2 separate regions of the Homo sapiens genome follow, and region 2 is linked to region 1. A link is a contact called in ENCODE Hi-C or POLR2A ChIA-PET data. All regions are on one chromosome and are shown on one strand. Each heading gives the region's core, a stretch centred on a gene start or an enhancer-like site at or near the end of the contact. The rest is flanking DNA. Distances are from core to core; before and after follow the strand shown. Region 1 overlaps ESR1 (estrogen receptor 1). Region 2 has its middle 260 kb from the start of SYNE1-AS1.

What was found. A loop is a pair of places that touch in the nucleus more often than their neighbours do. ChIA-PET counts read pairs that join two places held with the same protein, here RNA polymerase II (POLR2A). Pooled maps may share reads with other maps.
Region 2: a loop to region 1 is called in a pooled map of gastrocnemius medialis, with 9 times the contacts of the local background. The contact joins two enhancer-like sites. A Hi-C loop is called at or near these places in 1 of 168 maps with a recorded cell type or tissue (PC-9) and 4 of 50 pooled maps. POLR2A ChIA-PET finds 5 or more read pairs at or near these places in 1 of 52 experiments (CD4-positive, alpha-beta T cell).

Annotation. Positions count from the first base shown.
Region 1 is chr6:151,913,634-151,919,182 of GRCh38, reverse strand. All of the region lies in intron 3 of ESR1 (estrogen receptor 1), which reads right to left. Among named protein-coding and RNA genes, the nearest start is that of ESR1, 110 kb to the right of the region's middle. Within about 2 kb of position 2,327, at least 5 of the 41 ENCODE cell types and tissues checked have a DNase peak (open chromatin) inside an H3K27ac peak, as active enhancers do.
Region 2 is chr6:152,113,713-152,119,207 of GRCh38, reverse strand. It overlaps a transcript of ESR1 not described here. Among named protein-coding and RNA genes, the nearest start is that of SYNE1-AS1, 260 kb to the left of the region's middle. Within about 2 kb of position 1,912, at least 4 of the 41 ENCODE cell types and tissues checked have a DNase peak (open chromatin) inside an H3K27ac peak, as active enhancers do.

The sequences.
Region 1 (5,549 bases), core at 1,078-3,577:
ATCTGTCTTGTTTACCATTGCTTGTGTCCAGAATATCTGTTACACTTCAACAGGTATGTGTCTGTTGAATACATAAATAAGCCTGGGCAGGACTTCATATTAAGGGACACATTAATATTAATGACACAACTTTGATATATTTAAAATATCTTGGCTACTATCAGTTACTGACATTTTATTATAGTTGTCTTCAAAATAGTCCTTTCTAATAATGCAACTCATTTTAAATAATCAATGTAAGTAACAAATCTTATTGCTAAATAAAAGAAATAAGTTAGGATCAGTCTTTCTGCATTAAATCCCTTGATCCAGTGGTATATCTTAATTTGCCTGTGACGTGATTTACAGCTTTATCCCTCCATCCCTTCCCTATATTGCCAAGCTTTATTTTCATTGTCTTATATAAGTTTGGAACAAATCTGTTAATAGTGAGAAGGAGGTTATACACATAGCACACGCAGGATTGGTTCATTAGTTCAGTTTTCTTAGAAGTTATTAATTGCCAACTTTTCCACCATGCTACTGTGACAACCACCAGTTAACTGAATTGTTGCAGATGCTGTTTACTAACTGCTTCTGTCCTTCCCTCTCATCCACTAGCATGTCTACCACCTTCTCAATAAACTAGCATATTTATGGGTAACCATAATACCTCATGATGTCATCTGCCAGCACCCAAATTCAAATACACTGGCAAGTTCTCATAACACTATAGTCCTTTGGGGTGATACACCATTGTGAACCAACTGCCCTTGATAAGTCTACTTAGGCACAGATGAGCAATGATTTCTCCTGGGGGTGCAAAGGGCACATTATCCCCTTTCCTCCTAAATTAGAACTCAATCATACCCTCTCTCATTGCTACACTTGCATGAGATTTAACCAGGGCCTACCAGGGTGGCAGATCTTGTTCCTCAAGCCCAATGTGGGTTCTCCTTCATCCCAGGCTCCAGAGTTAGGTTCCTACCTGCTGTGGCAAACTCAGCAATGAGGGAAGGGAGCAGCTGCAACAGCATGACTGAAGAAAACTCAATTCACATGCTGTCAGCCCTACCTGCTCATGTCTGCCCCATCACTGGGTATCTGCCCACAAGTTTACAACAGCCCAAGCCTCTGCCCTGCTGAGCTGGAATGGACTGACTGAAAAGCACTTGACAAACACAAACTGCTGAATAATCACAGGGATTCCCCTCTGCAATTAGCATGTGTTTATATTTACAATTCATTTTAAAATATGTTATTATTTTTCAAATTAATTCTTCTGCAAAGCAAATACGTAGGGAGCGTGCATCTTCATCTTTTTGCTCAATCATATTGGCAAATTATCATTTACTTTGATGACATTTGTTTCTAACTTAATTTTTAAAAGTTACTGCAACGTTCCTTTCCCAACTTGTTGCTCAACACTGTTTAGCCGAAGCAACCAAGGAGGCAGCCCTCATAGAAGAATGAATTGTTTTGAAATTTTCCGAGAAGTCCAGGCAGGGAGCATCAAGAATGGGAAATCAATCACAGGTTACCACACCTTTAACTGCATGTCAAATCATGCTAACTTATCCGAGCAACAGAAAACCAAGAGTCAAGGCCTAGATCAAGTAACTGGCAAGTAGCATCCACATGTGTTCTCCATGACACCCCTTATGACCTAAAACTATAATGTTCACTCTTAAAACTACTGTGTATTTTATTTTAATAAAAATTCTGCTAATAAAAACATTTCTAGAGACAGCCGTGGCAAGCTGTTCTATAAGAGTCTGATTTATTAATAACAAAATTTATGGGCTGAGAAGAAAGGGAATACATATTTTTCTTGCCTGGCTTCATTTCCCTGTAATATCTCAGTGATGAATCTCCTACTGGTTGGCATTCTGTAGCCAAGAGGAATAACTAAGACACCAAGGTTCAGCCTGTAAAGTTCTGTGTTCTCCCATTTCTTAGCAGTTTTGCAACTCAGGAACTGCAGTTTTCCTTCTCTAGCTTGTAAAATAAACAGTAGTCTCCCCACTTTGCCATGGATCTCTTCTTTGTCTCATGCTGATTGGTGTAGAGCTGAGTACAAACCAAGCCCCTGTTGTCTTTAATTTGGTCATGGAGGAGTCTTCCCAGGATTGCTTGAGTCACCAACATCCAATTACATTCTCTTGGACAAGAAGTGCCTGCCAGTGGGATAGTCATCATACAACAATTCTACAATTGGGTCACAAACAAGTTCATGCTCGCTGGAGATTTAATAAAGCCTCAAGCGGGTGCACATCATATTTCTCGAGACTTAAAAAGGGATATTCATTTTCATAAAGTCTCATTTGTGAACTCTGTCACCTTAAATATATTAGACATCTCTGACACAACCTAGAGTATCAAGGCCCAGAGTACCAAAGCCCAGTGCTGGGCAAATTATGGACTCAATAAATACTTGTTGCATGACAAACTTATGTCTTATCTAGTGGTTAATAGAAATCCCTGGGTTTAGCAAGCATGACTGTTTCCTAAAATATTGATCTGGGCAAGTCCTGGTATTAGAGGATGATAAAATTAAGAATTATGAAGAGCCTGAATCATCACAAAGTTTTACCACTCAAATTTTAATAGAGAGGTCATCGAAAGAAAATATCTCACTCTTCTCACTAATCTGCCAGAAGCAATTCTTTCTCACCATGCTTATTCCAAAGGAGGTACCTATTGCCCCAAGCAGAGAATTTCTCTCTGAAATATGCCACCTAAATTAAAAAATTTCTTAATAAGAACTGTGTCTAGGTCTCTGTATTTTCACTACTTAACTCTGTGTCTTGTCAGTAGATTAGCTTTTCTAAATAATAATCGATGAATGTTTCATGTATTGAATTGAACCAATGTCTTCAGAAAAGACAACATTCCACCAAGGACAGTAGTATTACCCCAGAGCCAGGCTCTCCTCTATAGAAATTCCACGTTCCTTTTCTCTGACTATATTTCAGCATTAGCAACTCCCCATTAAAACCAAACAAAGTAGCAGATCTATTATACTGTGATTTGTTCCTGAATATCAAATATCTCACCCCATCTGATTTGAATTCCATTATTCATTCTCACAAGATCTTATCCACTTTTCAGAAAAATTAATGCATCTCGATGCAGGCAGCGTGTCCACATCTGTTCATTTCACCAATTACCAACTGGATCCTTTGCTTACAATTGCCAAAGCTGAAATTGTATTGAAAATATCTCAAACAAGCTTGTTTATCAAATGTCAAATGCTAAATATATACTGCTCCAGAATATTTGTCCTTCAGTGGGAAAATACTTAGCAACCTGACATAACTACTGGTTTCCTATAGAGAGAGAGAGAGAGAGAGAGAAAGAGAGAAAGGAGCCTCCAGTCAAAATGCAAAGGCTGATGTCAGTGATATCAACAACAGGGTAGCAGAAAAAAATCCAAAATCAGCTGTCCAGTCTTAAATCCAGGTAAGATACATTTATAATATTTTCTTTAAATCTATAAAAACAGTTGAAGTCCTAGGTAACTCATCAGACAGACATGATTAATAGTCCAATGATAAGTAGAACATACTAAAGCTAGCTCCATTTCATCATTTGATTTTTCTGAAGTCCTAGTACTTTGTAAAGATAATTAAGTGGTTCCCTGGCCTTATATGTATTACACCTGTATCCATTTCTAGAAGTCATTCATTCTGTTCATGTTTAGTAGAAATCAGAAGACATGATAAAGTCAGAAGTCAGAAGTTATGGTAAGAATCAGAATGAAAAGATTGCGGCCCAAATAAGGGGGAAATGCTCCTGTTGCTATAATTTCAGAGAAAACATAGACCTTATTCATAGCTTACAAAATTGTAAATAATTAGTATTTTTCACAGAGACACATAGATGGAGAAATTAATAAGCAGAATTCCATGCATTCTTGGTAATGAAAGGGCTTTCCCAACAGCAGAAAGGGAGAATGCAGAGAAATTTCACCCCTCTTTTTTGTTTTTCATTTCACCTTTTTTTTTTTTGAGACGGAATCTCACTCTGTCGCCAGGCTGGAGTGCAATGGCATGATCTCGGCTCACTGCAACCTCCGACTCCCTGGTTCAAGCAATTTTCCTGCCTCAGCCTCCTGAGTAATAGACCTGTTTTATAACTGAATTAGAAATATTTTAAAAGCCAGAAACAATATTTAGTTGACATTTAATCAGATGGGATATTCAACCTAATGCTTTCTTTAAATTTGTTACCAAAATTTCCGTTGGTATAGGAAGTGAAAGGCAAGTTAACTATTCATGTAGTACATTTATCAAAAATGATCAAAACCTTCTTTTATTAAAATGGTTACAACTAGGTTACAGTGTACGTGTCCTGAACTCAAAAGTGTATACTTTTTAAAAGGACAAGAATTACCTTATGGAGTGCTTACGGTATTATGTACTATGGAGGACGCTTTATATGTCACAACACTGAAACATCTGAGATATTTACCCCCATTTTATAAACAAACAGCTCAGGGAGGTAACAATGACTCAACCCAAAAGCATGTCACTAGGGACTGACAAAAGATTAGCAAGGCAGCTAATCCCAATGTCCATACTCCTTTTTTCTGCTATACTTCCTCCAGTACTAGTATGATTTGTTAAATATCTAATAAAATGGTGATTTGCCTTGTGAGCTTGTTAACCCAGTATATGATATACGCAGATTCTCATTCTTATTATTTCTTGGTATTATATCCATTATAAGCTATTTTTCTTCAACTTCATTGCTTACAATGCAGTCACCTGAATATGATAGAAAATTCTCTCACATTATGTGATGATTTTTAAGTCATTCAGAAGTTATACATTCAGTATGATGAAGTAAGATGAAAAGTTTGGTTCAATCAATAAGCAGATGGGTTTTAAATATGGCAATATAAAGATGATAAAGTCAAAATAAGACCGAAGCCTTTTTTTTTTTAATGAAAAAGTAGACACAAGTACAAAGGATAATCTGAGAAGTCAAAGAAATTGTGAGCCCTGAATTGCAGAGAATAGAGCAGAGTAAAAAGTTCCTTACAGTAGACAGAAGAAAAAGAAGAAAATTGGCTCACAGAAAATGATGGGGGAATTGGAGACAGACATAAGGAAATGATAGTTATTTTTCCTATGATTTTAAATTGAAGGAATAGAACACAGAGATCCTGAAACTAAAGATTTTATTTTGCAAGGAGAAAGCACATCAAGACCACATACTGTAGAGGGAAGAAAAAATCTAAGTTCTGATGAAATGGACTGAATGAAAACAAGAATAATTTTTTAAAATTTCTAAAATGATACTTTGAAAATTATAAGATTATCACAAAAAGGAATCATTTTTTAACTAAGAAGCAGAGTGTTAAAAGAATTTTCTAGTAATTTGATGGTGCTTATAATTTTTAGCCCAGTACATTAAAAAAAAGATCTGATACATGTTATTCTTCTTCATTATATTTTTACAAAATCTGAAGTATCACACTGGGCAAGACTCAGAGTTCTTTGGAAGAAGGAAATTAAAACTGAAGATGTATGGACTAAAATGGGAAAAAAGATCATTTTGATAAC
Region 2 (5,495 bases), core at 663-3,162, 200 kb before region 1:
CACCCCAGGGCCAAATATTAAGACATTATAGCTACAAAACTTAATTGACAAACCACATAAAAGATCGTAAAGCAAAGAATAGTGGAGAGAGATGATTTATGAAAGCTAATCGTGTCCAGAAAAGCCGGGCCTCCCAGGGCTGGTCTGGGCTGCCTGAAAGCAGCCCAGTGGACAGGTTCCTTGTTCGGTGCAACCAATTCACCAGCACCATCGCCAAACCTTCACAGGGGATTGTGGAGAAATTGAAATATCCTGAGTGTGTACCAGATAGGTCCAGAAGTGCCTGGGGAGAGCAACAGACATTAATCTCTCAAGTAGTTCACTGAATGCCCACTATGTGGCAGGAACTGCTCCAAGCTCCCTCGGGGAGTCCTCTCGGGGAGGACCTCAGAAGTTCTTGTGTTTGTTTGTTTTATTTTTATTTTTTATTTTACTTTAGGTTCTGGGATACATGTACTGAACGTGCAGGTTTGTTACACAGGTATACATGTGCCATGGTGGTTTGCTGCACCTATCAACCCATCATCTAGGTTTTAAGCCCTGCATGCATTAGGTATTTGCCCTAATGCTCTCCCTCCCCTTGCCCCCCACCCCTTACCTCCTACCCCCCTGACAGGCCCCAGTGTGTGGTGCTCCCTTCCCTGTGTCTATGTGTTCTCATTGTTCGTCTCCCACTTATGAGTGAAAACGTGTGGTGTTTGGTTTTCTGTTCCTGTGTTAGTTTGCTGAGGATGATGGTCTTCATCCGTGTCCCTGCAAAGGACAAGAACTCATTCTTTTTTATGGCTGCATAGTATTCCATGGTGTATTCATGCCACATTTTCTTTATCCAGTCTATCATTGATGGGCATTTGGGTGGGTTCTTGTTTAATGACTCATTAAAAGCAGTCACCAGTGGGCCTTTGACATAGAGAAGAATCCATATTTCCCAGCACCAGTTATGTCCTGAAATGGGATGAAGGCAAATGAGGAAACTAGAAGGGAATTTAATAGAAACAATATCTAATTTAGGGGAGGAAAGGGAGATTAAAGCTGTTAGATCTCTATTTTCTATGAGCAAATTCCTCTGCTTTTAGCTTCTTGGTCACCCAGTTTATGTTACAGTGGGATGTGTTTTTGAAGAGTATGAATGTCCATCTGCAGAAATGGAGGCAGGTGGAGTGGTTTATAAGCATGGAGGCAATTTTTCACTTAGGTATAACACTGAGAAGTTAATTCAGGAAACAGGTGTTTTTCTGAGTGTGGTCATCTCAATTTTAGATTTAGTAGTACCCTGGGGTAACTGTGGCTGATTGTCATACCTAAAGTCACCCAAAGATAATGAAACTGAAAGCGAAGGACTTTTATTCTTCAATTCCCAGCTTCTCACTAACCTGTCCCTTGAAGTTTTAAAATATGCACCAAGAATCCACTGGAGGCTACCACAGACAGGCCTAAATTTGGGAGAGAACCCTCACTCAGATGAATAAGTGCATGAACAAGGTGCAGCCTTCTGCAGCCGAAGGAAGCTAAGGGGGCTGGACAGTTGGGAATGATTAATGAGAAGCAGGGTGATGTGCTGTAACACAAGCTGAACAATGAGAACATTTAATCTAGGGAGCTGAGGAAGCCGGTTGGGACTTGGATATAATCTTTCTAAAATATGAAGGTCACAGAAAAATAAATCAGGCTCATGAATTTGCTTAACCTGTTACCTAATACAAGAGTGGGAACATAACTGAATTTGAAAACCGCAATTATGTCAGGAGAAGAAAGTCCTGGGTAAGCCTCGTCACAGATTTGATGCTACAGGCAATCGAGAAGAAATCCAGATCTCCCTGCTGAATATTCACATCAGAGCCTCACAGATGTGCGTTCCCAGCTCAGGCTTAAATCCTGCCGGACACATTCTTGGAGCTGTTGTTGGGCTCAGAAAGCAAAGCTGCCAAGCAGCTGCCAACTTCGACAGCAATTCCAGGCAGCCAACCCCAAACCCCATTTATTGGCAGGAACCCAGTGGAGGCCATGTCCACCCCTTGCCCCACACCTCCTTGTGGGATTTACAGGTTGAGTGGACACTGTAGGGATGTAAGTAGCCATGGCTTTCAGAGTGGGTTTGGCTCACCTGTGGCTCAAAGAATCAATATTACCTGGAAACCTGTTAAGAATGCACCACATTCAGCCCTAGGGCTGGGCTTCCAAGCTACCACCTGCACTGGATTTCTCCATCTTTGGGCCCTTTAACTCTCTCCAGTTGGCCATGATAGCAAGCAGTAACAGCAAGCTTCCCCATCCTCCTCCACTAACTCAAAATATATTGGCTTCACCGAACAATTGGTTTCCATATAAATCTGGATTTTTATTCTGAACTCTAGTCAATGGTTAGATCTACCTGGCCATTACTGTTTTAATTATAGCAGTATGTAGTATAATTTATTATAATGATGTATATATTTGTATAATATAAAAACAAAATAAAATAGATATAAATAATACAAATATATAAGTATGTACTATAACTAATAATATAGTATATTTGTTACTTCAAGTTTTAATACATCTTAGGAAAAGCCTCATTTCTTTCTCGCTGTGTATGTGTCTATTTTAAAGGCTAATTGTTAAAAAAAAGTCAATTATTTTGATTACAAAAGATCCTCTTGTGTTTCACAGAAAACTAAGTTTCCTATCTACTCTCTCTACATCATCTCCCGCTTTTATGTTACCTTTCTAGGCCTTTTGATTTTCTTATGCAAACAACATATACATTTTTAAGAATTGGATCTATTCTTATTATTCTGTAACTTGCATTTTTCACTTAACGATGTCCCACAGACATATTGGTACCTGTGCCATCATCCTCACTGAGTTAGAGATCTCAGTATCTCTTTTTCAACCACTGGTTTCTTCCAGGGTTTGTTAGGAATCACGGCTGCAGTAGACACTCTTGCGTGTATATGCATGTGTATCTTTTGATAGTGCTGCTTTTATTTCTCCAAGATGTATTGTTCAAAGTGGAATTACTGAATCAAAAGGTATGTACATTCTTCTTTTAGTAAATTTTAATAAATTCTGCCCGTTTGCTTTCTAAAAAAGTCGTGATGATTTACACTCCCACCCACACCAGAGATGAAAACCTCCTTTGCCTCATACCCTCCTTTAATGTACACTAGTGGTTTCCAAATTACGGGACTTATTCCCAAATTATTAATGTTCAAAGTCTGTACATTAGACTCTCTCAGGAAACTTTTAAAAATGTAGAACCCCAGGCCATACCCCAAACCAATTAAATTGGTAGCTGGGGATCAGTAGTTACTTGAAGGTCCCCAGGCGATTCCCAGGTGCAGACGATTGGGAAGGGCTGGCCTAGATGCTATCAGTTTTCTAAAAATATTGCCCAATTGAGAGCAACAGTAGCTCATTGTTTTTAAAATTTGCATGTCCATGGCTAGTTTGTATAATAATTGTTCCATTTGTATTGCCTCTTCTGTGAAGTCTGTTTTGTGCTCCATTTTTCTTTTATCTTTTAATATTATTTTCAATGACCTCTTTGCATATTAGAAAAATTAAATCTGGATATGAAGTGTCCTGACTTCATATAGTTCTTTCAGTCACACAGAAAGTTTCATTTTTATGTCATCAAACCTGGCAGGTTCTTTTTCCTTGGTAGATTCTAGTTAGTCTACATTAAGAAGGCCTTTTTTTATTTTAAGATTATGCAAAAGTTTCTTTGCATTTTCTTCTAGTAGGTCTATAATCTATCTGGAATTATTTTTGTCATTAGTATGAAGTAAGGAACTAGTTTGTCATTCTCCAAATGAATAGATAATTGTCCCAAAACCAATCAGGGACAAGACAGAGAGGCCCCCTGTTGTTATAATTTTCTAGCAACCTAGATGTTCATCAGCAGGAGGATTGTTGAATTAATTATAGTGCATACCTAGTATTCAGTATGGCGTAACTATTTTTATAAAATGAAATCAATCTATATGTATTGATTAGGGAAAATGCCTACTATATATTCTTACATTTTATAAAAACAAGATATAGAATAATATGATTCCATTTTGTAGGGAAAAACTCGTGTATATAGTAATGGCATGAAGCAAGGTGAAAGTTTGGAGAGACATGTGAAATATAAGGCTTGACATTTTGACTGCAGTCAGAGTGGGGAAAGCACTTTAAACATTTGTATTTAAATTACATCAAGGAGCATGACTTGTTTTTTAGATCCAAGTTGCTATAAGAATAATGATAATTTTAAAAGACAAAAGAAAAGTACTTCAGTTCTTATATGAGGAAACATTTGACTTGCTTTTTTTTTTTTTTTTTTTTTTTTTTGAGACGGAGTCTAGCTCTGTCACCCAGGCTGGAGTGCAGTGGCGCGATCTCGGCTCACTGCAAGCTCCGCCTCCCGGGTTCACGCCATTCTCCTGCCTCAGCCTCCCAAGTAGCTGGGACTACAGGCGCCCGCCACTACGCCCGGCTAATTTTTTGTATTTTTAGTAGAGACGGGGTTTCACCGTTTTAGCCCGGATGGTCTCGATCTCCTGACCTCGTGATCCGCCCGCCTCGGCCTCCCAAAGTGCTGGGATTACAGGCGTGAGCCACCGCGCCCGGCCTTGACTTGCTTTTTAATTAAAAAACTTTTCTTGGTATGCCCGAAATAAATGTTAACAAGTCATTTATTAAAAGTGGCCAAATTCTAATGGATGACTTTGCTCTAGGTTTTCATCTTAAATGCATGGTTGGTTTCATGGCATAAGAGCAAAGGCCTGATTTGAGGTAAGGAGGCTCCCTGACTGGGGGATTTATGAATCCTAGGAGATGAGCTTTCCTAGGAGAGATGTCCAAATGAGACCTACATGTTCACAAAAACCCGCAACTTCCTAAACTACCACCTGCCTCCAGAAGTCACCCTGCTCACAGGTGAAATCAGTTCTTGAGTCGCAGACTGGTCCCCAGAAATGATGGGGCGGGGAGGGACAGTGACTCGAAAGTCATAGGCAGCTTCTCTACCTGTACCTTTCTTTCCTGATGCAGGTGCCAGAGAGTCAGCCTGCTTTCCTTCTGCGTTGAAATCTGTTCCCATTCAACAGCTTCACACAGGATTCTGCCCACCCAAGCCTGGCTTGGGCACGGGGCTCAGTTCCTCCCTCCCACACCTTCCCTATGGTGTTTGCTAATCACAGTGGGAAAACTGATAGAGTAGCTAATGATCTGGACATTTATAAAATCCCTTTTGTCCAAATCTTACAGAGGCTCCTTCCATAACATAAACTCTGGAGCCAAAAATACCTTGGCTCAGTCCCCAGCTCAGCCACTTCCTAGCTGTATAACCTGAGCAACTTACTTAAACTTTCTATTCCTCAGTTTCTTCCTCTGTAAAATGGGATAATAATGGTGCCTCCTGCGTGGGTTGTTATGACGTTAATACATTAATGTATAGGATGTGTTGATGAGGACTGAGGGACAGTTAACGCTATTTTAGTCGTTCCTCTAGTTTGGTTTTGGAAATC